Regions from separate parts of the Mus musculus genome. Here region 1 is linked to region 2. A link is a contact called in ENCODE Hi-C or POLR2A ChIA-PET data. All regions are on one chromosome and are shown on one strand. Each heading gives the region's core, a stretch centred on a gene start or an enhancer-like site at or near the end of the contact. The rest is flanking DNA. Distances are from core to core; before and after follow the strand shown.

What was found. A loop is a pair of places that touch in the nucleus more often than their neighbours do. ChIA-PET counts read pairs that join two places held with the same protein, here RNA polymerase II (POLR2A).
Region 1: a loop to region 2 is called in a map of heart, with 4 times the contacts of the local background. The contact joins the promoter of Clasp2 here to the promoter of Pdcd6ip in region 2. A Hi-C loop is called at or near these places in 5 of 37 maps with a recorded cell type or tissue (gastrocnemius and heart). POLR2A ChIA-PET finds 5 or more read pairs at or near these places in 2 of 5 experiments (Patski and embryonic stem cell).

What each region holds. Positions count from the first base shown.
Region 1 is chr9:113,738,837-113,743,267 of GRCm38, forward strand. It overlaps Clasp2 (CLIP associating protein 2), which reads left to right and starts at 2,637. Exons shown (of 40, transcript NM_001114347.1): 1 at 2,637-3,039. The coding sequence starts at 2,845. It overlaps Gm38623 (a long non-coding RNA gene), which reads left to right. Exons shown (of 4, transcript XR_001779313.2): 4 at 1-987.
Region 2 is chr9:113,704,699-113,709,849 of GRCm38, forward strand. Pdcd6ip (programmed cell death 6 interacting protein) reads right to left here and starts at 3,561. Exons shown (of 18, transcript NM_011052.2): 1 at 3,201-3,561. The coding sequence starts at 3,409.

The DNA of each region.
Region 1 (4,431 bases), core at 1,387-3,886, 33 kb after region 2:
GATTCAGCATTTTTGACATTCCTGTTTCTGAAACCAAAATGTTGGTGTTGAGCTCTTTTCCCACAGAGGAGCTTAAATTCCTTCTGGATTTGACTTCTCCCTTATAAGCAGTTAGCTCATAATCTTAAAAAAATCCAGTCGAGGCTCTTTTCCAATTAAAGGGCTACAGGAAGGAGTCCTGCACTCCCGCACACAATGAGGAGTCAGGAGGTCAAAACCATTGTTGGTGTGGAGATGTCACATGAGGAACTCGCAGTTCCAAGTATTACAACTCAACTGCTGTTTCGGATCCGTCTTCTTTCCTCTTTCCCAGCCAGGCAAGTGTCTAACCACTTCTGTCCTCATGGAGTCATTCTACTGATACTGCTACGAGAACTCTACTGTGTGCCAACATCTGTGTTGTTTCCAGTTGGGCTGTGCCAAATCTTGAGTAAGCCACTCCCACTTGTTCCCTAATACCCCACCCAGGAGAGAACACAATGCCTTTCTTGGTGGACATTTGTTGAAAATATGACTTCAAACTAGCCATGTGGTCACTTCTTTCCTAGCTTTTGTATGGACAATAAACTCCCATTAGAAAAAAATTTACTCAGAGTTTCCACTATTTTCCCAGATAAATAGGCTGGGAAGTCAGGCTCCTGTGTTTCAATACACCATTCCAGTCCTGTTAAAAATAGACATGTTTCTAGATGCATTCTCGTGACTGATCATGAAGGGAGGTTCAGTATATCAATTTATTTTCTAAATTTCCATCTAACCCTTTCATTTCCCTGCACCTTTGTGTTTTTAAAGGTTTATGTGTATGACTGTATTTCCTGCATATCTGTATATGCACTCCATGCATGCCATTGGCCAAGGAGACTAAAAGAGAGGGTTAGACCCCCTAGGACTGGGGTTACAGACAACTGTGGGTTGCCGTGTAGGTGCTGGGACTCAAGCCTGGGTCTCTGCAAGAACAAACACTCTTGACCTCTGAGCAATTTCTCCGGCTCCTGTTGTGTTTTGAAAGAAGATCTCAGTAGCCTAGGCTGGTCTTGAACTCCTGACCCTCCTGCTGCCCATGTGCTAGGATTACTGGGGTGCTCCACCAAGAGAAAGACAGTTCCTAAATGGCAACATTCAAAGCAACACCTGTGTTATTTAAGGGATGATATTTTAAAAATTCAAAATACTTTAAAAACATTTATTTGTATGTGTACTTTTAATGTGTTATGGGTATTTTATGTACTTGTACCATGGGCATTGCCTGGCGCCTTTAGAAGTCAAAAAGGGCATCGGATCCTCTGGAACTGTAGCTAGATGGTTGTGAGCTGCCATGTGGATCCTGGGAATCGAATCTAAGTCATCTGCAAGAGATCTGATGATGCCTCTGCCTCCAAGGGCACCCAAACTCAGGTGCTTATGCCAACCATTATGGAAAACTGCAAACAACCCAGAGGCCTATTGCTATATGGACGGATGGATCAACAAGTCAGAGTATAACGGGGAAGGATTAAGTATAAAAAGGTAGAGACTTTTAAGATACGTACTTCATGGAATGAAATACCAACATTTTGCTATGAGAAGTTAGACCCAAAGATTACAGCAGCAGATTGAGCCCTAGGGATATTGGGATCAGGGTTAAAGAAACTGGGAGAGGGGGAGGAAAGGAAAAAGAACACAGTGTGGAGTTACATAACTTTAAAAAATGGAAAATTACCCTACCATGTTAGAAATAAGTTTAGAATGCAAGAGACTGAGTTCCCGACTCGTCCAAGTGTCACAGCTAAACCTGTTCTCTACAACACTGGGCTGGAGAGATGGCTCAGCAGTTAAGAGGGTTTGCTGCTTTTGCAGAGAACCCAGGTTCAGTTCCCAGCATTCACATCAGGTGGCTTACAACTGCCACTTAACTCCATCCAGATCTGACTTCCTGGAACTTTTGGTTTCTGCAAGCGGGCACACTCAGGTGCACACACGTACACATGAAATAAAAAGAAATCTTATAAGTTAACGGCCCCAGCCATCCCCAAACAAAACTCGAGTTCTGTGGCTCAGGCTTGGGAGGCAGGGGTAGGGCCAGAAATGTAAGACCATACTGTAGGGTGAGTTCGAGGACATCCTGTGCTGCCTTTAGTCTCTGTCCAAACAAAAATCAAATTAAAGTCGCCCAGGGCAGAGGTGGTTAGTGGGTAACGGCGGTCTGGGGGCTTCCCGAAGTGAGGGTGGGAGGTGAAAGTGCGTCAAGAGAAAATGTGGATCCATTTGCAAAACCTCGGTATCAACTGGAAACAGAAAGTCCTCCAGGGCGACTGTGGGGGTGGCAGCAGGAAGGGACAGCCAGGCCTGTGCCGAGGAAGAACGCGACCCGTGTATTCCGGTTTTAAGAGACGGCAGGGGCGGGGCAGGGAGAGAAGTACCAAAAAGTTTTGAGTCTTGATGATGGCGGCGGAGCGAATCGCCGGAGATGCCGGAATTCCCACACTGGCCTTCCAGGGTCGCCCACGCGAGGCGACCCACACGGCCCCGACAGCCCAAGGCTCGGGCCATCAGTAGCGCCACAGGCCGCAGCCCACAGGGGCTCGGGCGCGCCGGGAGGCCGGGCTGGAGGCCGGGCGCGTCGCTCTGACGTCACGCGCGCGCTGACGTCGCCGGCAGCCGCAGCCTCTGAAGCGGGGCTGGGACCGGGGGGCGCCGAGTTTGATTAGTTTAGGGGGGCCGTCCCCCGCCGGCCGCCGCACCCCAGGCAGCGGCGTCTCTGCGTGTCGGCGCGTCCCGGAGGCTTCACCGCCGCGCCTCGGCGGTGCTGCGAGGAAAGTTGGCGTGTAAGGGGCGACGGGCGTGTGAGGGGTGGCGGGCGCGGCCATGGAGCCCCGCGGCGCCGAGTACTTCTGCGCCCAAGTGCTGCAGAAGGACGTGAGCGGCCGGCTGCAGGCGGGCGAGGAGCTGCTGCTCTGCCTCGGCACGCCCGGAGCCATCCCGGACCTGGAGGACGATCCGAGCCGCCTGGCTAAGACCGTGGACGCGCTCACCCGCTGGGTGGGCTCGAGCAACTACCGGGTGAGCGGCGGTGCGAACGGGCGCGCGGCCGGGGCGGGCGGGCGCGCTGCCGCCGGGGTCCGGGGACGCGCTGGCATCGCCCCCCAGGGCTTGGGGTACGGCCCCAGGCGGCGGTTCGGTGACACGTTGCTGTGTTGCTTGGCGCTTTACAAAGTGGTAACTTGCGGCCCAAGGCTTTAAGACTTTGTAACGTTTGTCTACGCCCGATGGCAACGCCTGCGCTGAGATGGGGCGTTTGAGTACGGCGTGAAGTTGGACCGTCAAGTTCATCTCTTGCTGTTATACTTAATCTCCAGTTTCTTTTCTCTCTACCCTCTCTTCATCCCTCTCCGCCTCTCTTCCTTTTTTTTTCTTTTTTGCTTCTCTCTTCCTCCCTCTCTTTCCTCTGTCGTTCCCTCCCCGTCTCCCTCCTCTCTTTTCCTCTCCCCTCTCCCTTTCTCCCTCTTTTCTTTCGTAGTCTTTACGTGAAGGTTGAGATCACCCAAAAGCACCGTTAGCGCGTATTCAGGTCCTTCGCACGGAAGGACTGCTCATCTCATGGCATTTATTCACATTTCCCTTAATTGACAGCAGAAAGCCGTTGACCACTCATCAGTTCTCTTGTTTTCCCGCAGTTGGGACGAACTTAGATTTGAAACACTATGGTTTAGTTGATGCTGCAAACGAAGCGGGAATGGGGAGGAGTGCGGTAAGGTACGAGGAGGAATGGGTGTCCGGTCAGCATCAGGGAGTTGTTATGTAGCCACCGATGGAGAAAAGTGAATATTCTGTAATTAGTTGGAGTTGTTAGTGGTTACTTTTCTTTTTAGTCTTCTGGTGGCAGTATTGCTTTAAAATGCAGGCGGGAGCTCCCGTGGATGGAACGATTCTTAGTGATGTATCCAGCAAATAGGCTGTACTTTGAAAGCTTCTATCTATAGAGACAAGAAAAGCAGTTTTAATGATGAGATCTTTATGGAATTGTTGGAAGGTTAGACTTAGCAAGATTTAAAATAAAGTTTTCCTAGCACATATTATCAAATGTACATAATGGGTTTCACTGGCATCTTCATGCATGCATCTGTGTAATGTACGTTGTTCACTTTCACCGCTATTTCCCACTCTTGCTATTTCCATATAGTTCCTCTCTACCTTTGTATCTTTTTTTTTTTTGATTAAATGAATCAGTAAGCTTAAGGTTATTTAAAGGAGTATGGGTGAAGGGTTCAATAAAGGAACATGGGCATCTTATTAGTGACTGCATCACTGAAGAAAATATTTCCCCTATAATGTTTAAGGCCAGATTGGACTATATGATGAGGCCCTGTCTCAAAAAAAGGGGGGGGGGTAGGGGGCTTGGGGAAAGCTAATATTTACTAAAATACAGGGAGTATTAATTTCTTTTGAAGAAAT
Region 2 (5,151 bases), core at 2,311-4,810:
ATACAGACCAAGAACTGGCAAGCTTTTTCAGAAAAGGGATATTCTAGACTGCTGATGAAAAGGAAAAGCAAAAACTGTGTAAGTACTTTCATAACAAGAAAGAAACGTCTGCCCCGTCCTTGCCCCTACCCCAAGCCTAAAGACACAACAGCTGTTCAACTCTCGTCAACTAGACACATTCTCTGAAAAGTGCCACTTTGCAGGAAAGGAAATAGAGGAAGAAGTGGCCAACACAGCCAGCACCTCCTGTACTTTGGCTATTCAGTGTCACCCAAAATTGACTTGTTAAAGACTCAGCCTCCTGCCCGCGGCACTCTAGAGAGGTGCCTGAATTAAGAAATGCTTATCCATGAGTCAATCCACTGGTGAGTTCTATTGGCCACTAGAAGTATCATTTAGCTGGATGGAAGAAGATCACTGGACGAGTGCCTTTGAAGGGCACTATCTCCTCTCTGACTGTCCCCATACCCCCAGCTGCCAGAGGTGAGTAGCCTCTGCCATCACACACTCAGGCTGCCTCACTCCAGGCACAAAGCAACTGAACCACAACCACAGATCGAAAACAGTAACAAACTTTTCTCCTTTTCTCTAGGTAATTTTGTCACAGCAATAAACACCACCCAAATTCCAGTGAACTCTCCCCTCCTATGGGAGAACAAAATAATATACTGTGAACCTCCAGACTGGGGGTTCACTGGGGAGCCAAGCATAGCTGAGCCAAGTAGCCAATGTATGGGTGACAGCACCATAAGCCTAGATAGCTGTGGTATGCACACCGGCCAATGGGAAAAGCACTGAAGCAAAGGGCAGAGTGATCACAAAACACCATTAGGCCACCAGGACTCAGAGCTAACCCACCCAAGTGTTGTCTGCAGGCCATACATACACAGGCAACCCATTAGTCCTAATCCTGACCCTGCTAGAAAGTAAGCAAAGAAGAAAATAGGACACGAAGCCTCTTGCTTCAAAGGTATAAAAGAATGACTGCATAGAATATACTGAACCCTTTGTATCAAGCCTCTTCCTCCACAACCTGAGGTCAAGAAGCAAAACCAGAGTTGCTTGGGCAGAAGAGGCCATGTATATTACACATGTACATGATCACAACGTATGAGATGGCTGCCTTAGAACATGTTATGGGAGGTGACAGGAAAGAGCAGCCAGTGGAAACCAAAAATGTTTGACCAGCATGAAGCAAAGGCCAACAAGATCAGCTATGGCTTTACATGAGGGAGCCCACAAAGCTTACTAGACCATAGGCAAAATGCTGCTCCTGGAGAGACAAACACATGAGCTATGTACTTCCACAGAGGGAGCAGACACCAGTAACTAGCTACCCTCTAGTTCTGCCTCTGTTTCAGATACCAAAGTTCTCTAGGAAGACAATCTACCAAAACAGCAAGAGTATACCACACCCCTCTCTTTAAGATTCACAAAGATTTGGCAATCAAGACTCTAGCCTAAGATTACTTACCTAACAATATAGAGACCTATGCAAGTTTAACACAACTTGAAAGAAAGCCAATATGCTTTCTCAGCGTGACTGAAAGATGTCCCCCAAAACACATCCAACACAGGAAATGATGCAGTAAAGAACAACATCTCTTCAGGGCTGGCCAGAAAGCTAAGTACAGGAAGATGCTTGCCACCAAGCCTGACCACAAAGCCAACTACTATACTGTCTTCTGGCCTCCGTATACATGTCAAGGCATGCAAGCCAAGGCATGCACACACAGAGACAGACAGAGAGTAGGAGAGAACATTCTTAGAAATAAGTACATTAAAACAATTACAAATGTGCTTAAGCAGACTTAAGTATATCACAGTGGGCAGAACTCAAACGCTGCAAAGCACGCAGCCCAAGGCTGCATTCAATGTCTCAGGCATTGTCTGAAGACTTGTAAGGCGAAGGCAAAGCTTCCCTCACAGAAATGGCTCACAACCTTTCTAATGCTTTGCCCTTTAATACAGCTCCTCCTGGTGTAGTGACGCCCAACCATAAAATCTGTTGTTACTTCATACCTGTAATTCTGCTACTATCACGAATGGTAATATAAATATCTGATATGCAGGATGTCTGATACGTCACCCCAAAGGGGCCGTGACCCACAGTTTGAGAACCACTGCCTTAGAGGCACGGATGATACAATGTGCATCAAGCACTTGAGACAGCCGCTGGATACACAGGCCACATATACCACCCGCAGACAAGCACTGTGTGACTAACCCCAGCACTCGCAGACGTTCCTTACAGTTTTACAAAACTCGGGCACTTTAAAGCAAATCCACTCTAAAACTCTCGTGAGAGAACTGTTTGAAATCTGGCTCCTCACTCTGTCAACAGATAAAGTCTACTCAGTGCTGGGAGCCATTCTAACTACGGTAAGGGCTGCTAGTGGCCATCTGGCAACACATGCAGGAAACATCACGGGAGCAAGATGATGCCAAAACTAAGGGGTGTCTCTGGACAGCTCTGTTCCCACCCTAATCCACCAGCGTCCCTTGCATGAAACAAGATCATATTACCAGAAATTGGATCATAAGGTATCACGGAAATGTTATCATTATCAAGTACCTGGGTTGTCACCAATTGCAAAAAGGACCAGGGTATTCCATACGTGCATACGCCCGTGTCAAAAGATTTTTAAGTAACCAGTCTCAGCGGTCTACTATGTCATTCAAGTTTTCTTTCAAACGACTGTAGCTCCTAACTTTTACAACTGTCAGTCTGTCACTTGATTATTGGAACATGAGATGACTTACTTCAAGTGAACAATATAATAAGTCACCGACATTTGGTTTAGTGTCCAAATTCTCTCCCTTCCCTTTCGTAACTATTATTAGGAAATCTAGACGTGGTCCAATAAAGTCACAAACAGGGATTGTAAAAGGGAGACTCCAGTTGTAACACCCAAAAAGTGAAAACCGGTCAAACGGCTGTAACCAGAGAGATCATTACACGGCAGACGTCCTCCCAGGTAAGGAGCCTCGGTGACAGAAGGCACTCGGAAGGGAGGACAGGGTTATGAGTCCTCTCACCAGGAAAGAATGCTGACCACACCTACGCTGCTGGCCTGAGTCAGAGTGGAGGCCAGGCGCGGGGGAGAGGAAAAGGCTATGAAGGGAGGAGGAAGCGAGGCTGGGGAGGGGAGCGGGGACAGGAAGGGAGGCTGGGAGGGAGCCCCGCCGCCCGGGCCCACCTCAGCAACGTCTCCAGGGCGCCCTCATGCTTGTCCAGCGGGCGACCGAGCGCCGAGCGCCGCAGTTTGCTGAGCTCCTCGGCCGCACGGCAGTACTGGGCCTGCTCCTCGCCGCCGCTCGGGTACGTCTGCTGGATGAACTTCACCAGCGGCTTGGCCAGGTCCACCTCCGAGGTCTTCTTCAGCTGCACCCAGATGAACGACGCCATGGTGAGCGCCCGGCCGCCGCGTCGGGCCGCACAGACGGAGGGACAGCGACCACGGCCTAGGCGCGCTCGGCACCGGCAGCGGAGGAGCGGACCGACGGGCCGACGGACTGGGCCGCCAGCGCTTCGAGCTGGCCACTTCCGGGAGCCCCCGCGCAGGCGCAGTCGGAGGGGCGCGCCGCTCGGTCACGTGATGGTGCCACCAAAGCGTCGCTCACCTGGGCTCGCCTGTGCGGCGCCTGCGTGGTGGGATCAGGCGGTAGCCTACTGCGATGATTAAATTTTCAAAAAGATTCTTTTGGTTATTTTGGTTTGGTTTGGTTGTTTTGTTCGAGACTGGGTTTCTCTGTGTAGCCCTGGCTATCTTGGAACTGACTTGTAGTCCAAGCCGGCCTCGAACTCGCGGAGATCTTCCTGCCTATGCCTCCCCAATGCTGGGATTAAAGGCATACGCCACTACCACCCGGCTCAAGAAGATTTTAAATTCTCCTTAGATTCTGCTCTATTTTTCTTTTTAAAATATTTTTAATTGATTGTATTTTTCCTTTTTTATTACAAAAATTAATTTTATAGGTCAATATATTCTGCCCGGTGGTGAAATGCTCCTTTGTTATGCTTTCTCCTATGAGACCAGACCCTGGGGAGTATTGTGATGTGCGGTTGAAGGTCCATTGTGTGTGCAGCCTTACCCCCACCCCCACCCCCCAGGGCAAAAGTAGAAAAAGTCCCTGCCTTCGTGCAGTCTTCCAGGTAAGGACACAGTCGGTAGTAAGGTACGTAAAAAGAGATCTCTTAGAAGAACATAGCATAAGCAAGATAATTTAAGAAACATCCTCCCAGAAGATGAATTTAAAAGAATACTCGCAATTTGACATTAAAAGAGAGCACGGGTGGAGAGACTTAAGTGGGAAGAGGCCCCAGACCTAAAGCACGAGTATCCCATATCCAGAACTTAAAAGGGAAGTAGAGACTAGAATGAAAGGAAGTTGAAGAGTGACACCACAAATCATTATGAAACTTGTAGTCAGTGTCTAGAATCTATTTAGTACAATCAGTCGTACTTAAGCAATTTTTTTTATATTTTTTACAAAGGCCTCCCTGGGTAACTGGGGAAATAGATTAGCAGTTAAAGACTGTTTGCTGCTCTGCCTGAGTGAGAGGCCGACCTGGGTTCCCAGTAGCCTCTTTAGGAACACACTCAACACCTGTAACTCAAGGCGACCCATCACCCTCTTGGGGCCTCCTCTGGGGCCAGCCCTCACGCGCACATACATAGAATGTTTCTTGAAGGCCTCCCAGAAGACAAGTCTGGTATTTTTACTGTTTATTTTTATTATGGTTTATTTATTGGGGAGTACTCAGAGGTCAGAGGTCAACTTCTGGAATCAGTCCCTTCTACCACGTGGGTCTCAGGGGTGGAACTCAGGTGGGCATGATTGACAGCAAGCACCTTTCCCTGCTGAGCCATCTCACCACTCTTGATGGAGCAAATGTTGATGAACAATATCGTCCATGAAACATTCCAGGCAAAACTAACTTGAATCTATCAAGCCTTCACATCAAACACGCAATTTTTTTCATTTTTTATTATATATATATATATATACATATATATATATATATACACACACACACACACACATATATGGGTTTCTGCATGTATGTCTGTGTACCATGTTTGTTCCTGATGCCCCCTGAAGTAAGAAGAGGGCATCAGATCCCCTGGAACTGGAGTTTCAGAAATG